Linked DNA regions of Homo sapiens: region 1 is linked to region 2. The links are chromatin contacts, found by Hi-C in ENCODE. All regions are on one chromosome and are shown on one strand. Each heading gives the region's core, a stretch centred on a gene start or an enhancer-like site at or near the end of the contact. The rest is flanking DNA. Distances are from core to core; before and after follow the strand shown.

Region 1 (4,818 bases), core at 362-2,861, 2.9 Mb before region 2:
AGGGTAAGGCAGTGATGTGGCACCTCCGGAGCAAAGGAGGAGGGGGACGGCCAGCTGCATCAAGTGCTGCTAAGAGCTCAAATAGAATGAAAGTAGAAAATGACCATTGGATCTGGCAGCACATAGGTTATAAGTGACTTCCACAAAAGGACCTCCCATGGTTGAGGGCAGTGCAGCAGAACTTGATGAAAACCAGACAAACTGGACTGGAGGGAGTGACAAGAGATGAGGAGCTCAGCCTCCCTGAACAGTTTTGTTGTCAAAGGGAAAAGTACAGCCAAGCGAGGGGTGGTGTTTCCTTCGCTAAAGAGATTAGGCCTGTCTGAATGCGAATCCAGCAAGGCATTGCGGAAGTTAACAGCAGTTGCAAAACACTGGGGCAGGCGGGAAGAACACGATCCAAGGCACGAGAGCCAGGGGTCAGCCACGGCAACAGGAAGATGATGGTGAAAACCAAAAGTTTCTGAGAGTGGTCTCAATTTAGGAAGTTTATTTTGCCAAGGTTAAGGACGTGCATTGACACAACCTCAGGAGGTTCTGATGACATGTGCCCAGGGTGGCCAGGAAACATCTTGGTTTTATACATTTGAGGGAGACATGAGACATCAATCAATACGTAAGATGTAGGTTGGCTCTTTAGGAGGTAAAATGTGAAGTGGAGGCGTCCGGGTCATAGGTACATTTAAAGGTTTTCTGATTGGCAACTGGTTGAGAGTTATCATCTAAAGACCTGGACTCAGTAGAAGGGAATGTCCGGGTTGCATGAAGGAGTTGTGGAGACCAAGGTGTTATCATGCAGATGAAGCCGGGAATACACTGCAAATGTTTCTTATCAGAGTCCTCTATTAGTCTTAGGGTCTCCGTGCGGATGTTTGTGAGGCCATGTTTGACTTCCGCTTCCCATCAAGGCCTGAACTAGTTTTTCAAGATAACTTAGAAGGCCACAGGCGGAGGGGAGGGTCCATCCGTTGGCTGCAGGGCTTAGAATTTTATTTTTGGTTCATAACGAGGAGGGCAGGGACAGAAGCCACCGTCTCTGCTCCCCAGCGCTGGCCCTCACTCGGAAAGCAGGCTCTCCCCTCGCATCGTCTTTTAACAAATTCCTGCTCTCTCGGCCCCCGTCGCTGCCATCTGGGCTCTCCTTTCCGCGCTTCATTAGGCGCTGCCGCGGCAGGGGCTGAGGGCCTCAGGGGACGGTCGCCTCCCTGCCGGGACGCCCCGGCCCTGGCCCGCACTGTGGGGCGCAGTCACCCAGCCGTCGCCGCGTAGCCAGGAGCCCGGCTGAGCGCGTTCGCTGCAGGAGCCATCCTCAGCTGGGCCCTACTTAACTTTCCGCAACTCCAGTCCCCGCAGCCAGTCGGGGACCCCGCCTCCCTCTCCTTCCTTCTCCCTCTCACTTCTTCACCCCTTCTCTCCCCTCCCTCCTCCGCCCCCGCCCCCGCCCCCGCCCCCGCCCCCGGCCACAGCATCCGACGTGGCGCGGCCGGCTGCGCACGCACCGTATGCTTGGCTCGCGGCCCAGCAGGGCGGGCGGGCCGCGGTGACGTCAGTGCGCATGCCGTCGGTGGGCTCGGCTGCGCCACGTCGGCGCGCGGCGGCCGCGCCCCCTTAACGGCAGTGGCACTCACCCGGCTCGCGCGGCCCCGGCGCCCCACGCGCGCGCGTCGTTCTCCCGCCCGCTCGCTCCCCGGCGCTCACACCTGAGCTCACTCGCGCACGCCCGCCCGGCCCGAGAACCGCGCCGCCGCCTCGGCCCCGCGGAAGCCCCGCCGCGTCATGTCTTCGCCTCCCGAAGGGAAACTAGAGACTAAAGCTGGACACCCGCCCGCCGGTACTGACTCTTTTCCTCTCTCTCCACGCGCGGGTGCCGGGGGCGGGCTCGAACCCGGGGGCGCCGGGCGGGGGCTCCGCGGGGAGGGCCCCGGCGAGCGCTGAGACGGGTTCCGGGCCTTGATGCCCGCCCGAGGGGCGCGGGCCGCGGAGAGGTCGGGCGCCCAGGCCCGGGAGGAGCCCGCCGGAGCTTCGGCCCCGCTTGCCGGCGGCGGCGAAGCGTTTCTTCCTGAGGACCGCGGGCGGCCGCGTACCTGTGCGATTGCGCGCAGGCTCCGGTGCCTTGGGCGAACCCAGTTGCACAACTTATAACAAAGTTTTGGCGGATAATATTTACTTAGAGGATACAGATGTCTAGAAAGAAAGTAGCAGAAGCAATGAAAAGTCAGTGGTGTTAATATCATGGTGATGATTAATTAGAGGCTGCCAGCGTTTCATACCGACTCAAGAACCAAGGAGCGGAAATAATTTTTATCATTAATCACTCAATATGACTTTCACCGCCAGTTTCTTCCACATCCAGATTTTTTTTTTCCCCCAAAGTTGCTTTTTCTGATTTTGAGCAAATCCTAAACTTCTGAGCCAAGGAAGTTAAAGCCAGGAAAGAGCGGTCTTTCTTAGAACATAGGGATCTAAGCAGCCTTCATGCTTCTGCCACCTCCTCCTCTCTCTGGGCACAGTTCCTGTTTGCACTTTGGATTCTGTCCAGACGGGTCTGTTTCCGTTTCTACTCTCCTTTCCAGTGGCAGTCGGCCCATATGGAGGGACACTGGTGAGAAGATCAAAGGCCTTGGGTCTCAGAAGCCAAGTCACTTCAATGTATGGATGCGTGAGGTTCTTTTAGGTCTTAATAGCACGCCTTAGTGTCATAAACTCAGTCTTGTAGGAACAGAAGTCTTTGAGAAACATGGCTTCTTTTGGTGGCACATTTGCGCCATTTTCTTGACAATAAAGATTCCTGGCCAGGCGCGGTGGCTCATGCCTGTAACCCCAGCAGTTTGGGAGGCCAAGGAGGGTGGATCACTTGAGGTCAGGAGTTCAAGACTAGCCTGGATAACATGGTGAAACCCCATCTCTACTAAAAGTAGAAAAATTAGCTGGGCATGGTGGCGGGCGCCTGTAATCCCAGCTATTCAGGAGGCCGAGGCAGGAGAATGGCTTGAACCCGGGAGGCAGAAGTTGTAGTGAGCCAAGATTGAGCCAAAGCACTCCAGCCTTGGCGACAAAGCGAGCGAGACTCCATCTCAAAAAAAAAAAAAAAAAAAAAAAAGATTCCCATTATCCTTCTCTGCTGTCCTCCGCTATAGGGCGGGAATTCTCTGCACCAGCACAATGAATAGGAGCCGTTCTTTAAATATGTTGCAGTCCAGAGTAGGCAATATTTTTCAGTGGTGACGGAGGCTCTCTACAACAAAACTAACTGGCACTGGGAAAGAAAAATGTCTAACTGATGCCAGAGAACTTAAGAGGCATGGGGTTTTAGAAAATCATTCCACTGTGATGGAAAATGGTTTTGGGGGAATTTGTGTTGCATTGGTTTTAAGAAAAAAAGTACTTCAAAGGGAGTTTTTTTTTTGATGGGATTTCTTTTAAGGATAACTGACTTCCATTCCACCACAGCGGGTCCCTGTCCACTGTGGGGAGGAGCGCCTTGATTTCCACCCCGGGCAGGGCTGCCTCCAGGAACTGCAGCAGCCACCTGCTCTGGCCCTCCACTCCCCAGGACATGGGTTACATTAAAGCGTATCTGTTGGAATGATACAGAACCAAAGTACAGTAATTAAATTGCATACAGAGACACACCCATAAAGAAGTTTTTTGTTTTGTTTTTTGAAACAGAGTCTCACTCTGTCACCTGGGAGTGCAGTGGCACGATCTTGGCTCACTGCAACCTCCGCCTTCTAGGTTCAAGAGATTCTCCTGCCTCAGCCTCCCGAGTAGCTGGGTTTACAGGTGCCTGCCACCACACCTGGCTGATTTTTGTATTTTTAGTAGAGACCGGATTTTGCCATGTTGGCCAGGCTGGTCTTGAACTCCTGACTTCAGGTGATCCACCCACCTCAGCCTTCCAAAGTGCCCATATGGAGATTTTTAAGGTCAGAGGTATAAACTGTACATACTCACTCCCTGGGAGAAATTCCTTGCTGGACTCTGGTTTTCTTTGAATTGCAGAGTAAACAGCTAGGCTTTGTGAATTACAGAGTAAGTAGTTTATTTACCCCTGAGGAGGGAAGAGGCAGCTTATTTGTGCTAGTGTAGCAGTGAGCTTGGGTTCTAAGTTTGAAGACATCACTTCACGCTTCACTGGGGCTCAGTTTTTCTCCTTTATGAAATTCGAGGTTTGGGCCTCGGGGCAAGTCACAGGGTGGGGCTGTGTTTGCTGCAGTGAGTCTCACGTCCCGCTTCAGCATCAGGGTACCAGCACTGTTCATCCCCCAGGTAAACTCCTCTAGTAACTTCAGGGCAACCCCTTTAGACTTACGGGGTGAGCTCTTGCGGGTGGCTGTCACCATCTGTCATCTGTCTCCAAGACCATAGTTAGAGGAGGGGCCCAATAGCAGCACCCCTCAAATGCCAGCAGCATCCCTCAAATGCCAACAGCACCCCTCAAATGCCAACAGCACCCCTCAAATGCCAACAGCACCCCTCAGATGCCAACAGCACCCCTCAAATGCGCTTTCCTAGATGTTACAGAGGACCATGTGTGAACCTTTTCTGGCAGGAAGCTCTGGTGTTCTTGTTTAGTCTGGCATTGCCAGAGAGTAGGCAGCTCTGAAGGGTAGATAGTTTTTAAAAAAAAAAAAAAAAGGCGGCCCACTACACTAAAGGATAATCATCAAGGATAGCCAAGAGCACAGTTCATAAATCAAAATCACTGCCTTAAAAATGTTGAGAATGCTTTCATTAAGTGCTTAAATTGGATAACAGACTTGTGCCTCAATGCTCAATCAGAAATAATAAAATTCTCTTACAGTGACTATCTTAATG
Region 2 (2,694 bases), core at 195-2,694:
ACATGACTTGTGGCAATGTTTATTCAGCCAAAAAAATTCCCCAAAATGAATACAGTAAAAAACTCCACCTTACAAAAACATAAGAAGACTATAAATTCAAGATAGGCCAAATAAAAGAAAGGAAAATTATTTAAAATTAAGGAAATGAAAGCTAAAAAGACAGCAGTACTCCATTAGCATTATTCTTCTCAAAAAATCAATTTAGGACTACTTCAAGATTCTAAGTAAATAATATATTTATATTTTGAAAAATAAATAACTTCTCTTAATTATGGAAAAAGCAATTATTTTATATAATAAATGAGCAAAAACAAACATACTATGAGAAGTAAACATAATAGGAAAAGAATTTTTAAAAATAACCTAGGCCAATGCTTCTCAAAAACTACATTTACACTCAGTTTTCATGTCCACAAATGTCCAATAATTAGAACATCCATTATCTTCTTATTCAGTGCAATTAACATGAAAGTTAAGAAACTACCAATACCAGCGTATGCCTGTGTTCCCAGACCTTGATGCGCAGCTGAGCCCCAGGCATCTGTGCGGCCAACACACAGGACCCTGAACCTTAGAGCCACACTCTCACCATCAGCTCCAGTCCACTGGCCCACAACACCCCAACGTCACAGCATCAGGGCTGTTACCTTTCTTCTTTGTGTCTGCCTTTATTTTCAAAAGGACGCAGTGCTCTCTTTTATCTTCAAGCTGCAGTCTTTGGAGTAGGCTTTGTACCTCAGAATCACTGTTAGGGCAGATCACGCTGAAGGCATCTCCAGGCTGATAGGAAAAGTCTGTATTCTAGAGAAGAGCCAAAATGAAAAAAAAAAAATACATTATACGTGTTACATAGTTTAAGCTGTAGGGTAACAAAAATATAGTTTTCAATATTATGATTTTAATATGTGAACTCAGAAAATAGAATTTCAAAAAAAAAAACACACAATTGTTTTAAAAAATAAGCCCAACTAACCAAATAAACATACTTTCATTATTAGCAGTTACTATTAAAACGAAATCTGGTAGTTACCCAGTGTTTTGCCTTTTATCATACTTAAAGAATGGAAGTCAGACCTTCCTTGTTCTCTACAAAGTAAGGTCCTATGGTGTTTTCAATAACCCATGTAAATATAAAAATCCCTCTTACAAAAACATACATGCACACACACACGAAAACATACATTATGACCAAAAGAAACTAATTATGGTCAAATGCATTGGTTTTCAATTTTCTTCTCCTTACTTTACTCTTTTCCTTTAGGGGACAGGAAAGGGTACTTTATTTCCTTAAGTATAAAACATTACACTATCTGGCTCGATACTGGTTGTGAGCAAACATGGGCTGAAAAAGTCACCACTTCCCAAGTCAAGTCTATTACTAGGCCCATTGCCTCTAAGCCCCAGAGTGATACAGATGCAGGCCAGGGCTCTGGGGAGGAGCCTCTCACAATGACACAAGCTCACATTTCTTGCCAGCAAGGGAGAGAGACTGGACTAAGCACAGACCAACCCTTGCCTCTTTATGACAAAAATGTAAAATACCAGAATAAAAAATATTTTGGTGTACATAGTATTAATATTTATGGATGCAAAACCATCTAGTTTTGACACATTGTATTTTTTTCTGTTAGGAAGTTTGATTAAATCTACACCAACAGCCTTAATGTGCCCTTGCTTTTCTGAAAGAATAACCCACTTAACCTCTCAAGACTTTCATAAAATAAACGGTTGAGCTAAATGACTTTGAAGAGGTACTCAAACACTTATTTTAGGATTATCAGTCAGTTTCTTAACCTAAGGTCAATGGATTCCAGCAGGGTGTGGAGGGTAGGAAGGGGGCCCATGGAGGGGGTGCATCGAGGCACATCTCAGACTAAAACTGTACGTAAATGTTTCTATATACAGTTGGCCCTCCATATCCTCAGGTTCTCCACCCTCAGAATCAACCAAACCTGAATGGAAAATATTTGGGACGGAAAAAAACAATAAAAAATAACAATAAAAATAATGTAAACTTAAAAATACAGTATAGCAACTACTTACGTGGTGTTAGATACTGTAAGTAATCTACAGATGACTTAAAGTGTAGGGGAGGATGTGCATAGATTATATACAAATACTGTAACATTTTACATAAGGGACTTGAGCTTTGAGGATTTGGGTATCTGAAAGGGGTCCTGGGACAAATCCTTCGAAGATACTAAGGGACAAGTGTAATCATTTTTTGGGAGAGTCCATAATTTTTTCCAGATTCTCAAGAAATCAAAACCACTGCTCTGAGGAATTAACCCTAACCTGCCTGTCTGGGTTCTATTTCTTTTCTTTTTTTAAAAAAATTGAGGCAGGGTCTCACTCTGTCACCCAGGCTGGAGTGCAGTGGCACAATTACAGCCCACTGTAGTCTCAACCTCCCAGGCTCAAGCAGTCCTCCCACCTCAGCCTCCCAAGTAGCTGGGACCATCGGTACACACCACCATGCCCAGCTACTTATTGTATTTTTTTGTAGAGACAAGGTCTTGCCATGTTACCCAGGAACTCCTGGGTTCAAGTGACCGCCTTCAGCCTCCCAAAGTGCTGGGATTATAGGCGAGAGCCACCTCGTTTGACCTTAGGCTCTATTTCTAACTTCCTGGCTGACCTTAGTGGACAGCTTCCTTTCCTGGGCCTCTTATATATAAAATGCTGTTCTGATCC

Evidence for each region. Hi-C counts contacts between places; a loop is a spot of excess contacts on that map. Pooled maps may share reads with other maps.
Region 1: a pooled map shows a loop between it and region 2 (2.9-fold over the local background). The contact joins the promoter of DAP here to the enhancer-like site in region 2. A Hi-C loop is called at or near these places in 1 of 168 maps with a recorded cell type or tissue (naive thymus-derived CD4-positive, alpha-beta T cell), 2 of 37 single-sample maps with no recorded cell type and 2 of 50 pooled maps.

What each region holds. Positions count from the first base shown.
Region 1 is chr5:10,758,027-10,762,844 of GRCh38, reverse strand. It overlaps DAP (death associated protein), which reads left to right and starts at 1,611. Exons shown (of 4, transcript NM_004394.3): 1 at 1,611-1,831. The coding sequence starts at 1,777. DAP-DT (DAP divergent transcript) reads right to left here and starts at 1,809. Exons shown (of 3, transcript NR_187555.1): 1 at 1,629-1,809. RefSeq lists silencers at 1,076-1,545, 1,626-2,055 and an enhancer at 708-1,553.
Region 2 is chr5:7,883,808-7,886,501 of GRCh38, reverse strand. It overlaps MTRR (5-methyltetrahydrofolate-homocysteine methyltransferase reductase), which reads right to left. Exons shown (of 15, transcript NM_002454.3): 7 at 648-801. Among named protein-coding and RNA genes, the nearest start is that of MTRR, 16 kb to the right of the region's middle. Within about 2 kb of position 1,444, at least 3 of the 41 ENCODE cell types and tissues checked have a DNase peak (open chromatin) inside an H3K27ac peak, as active enhancers do.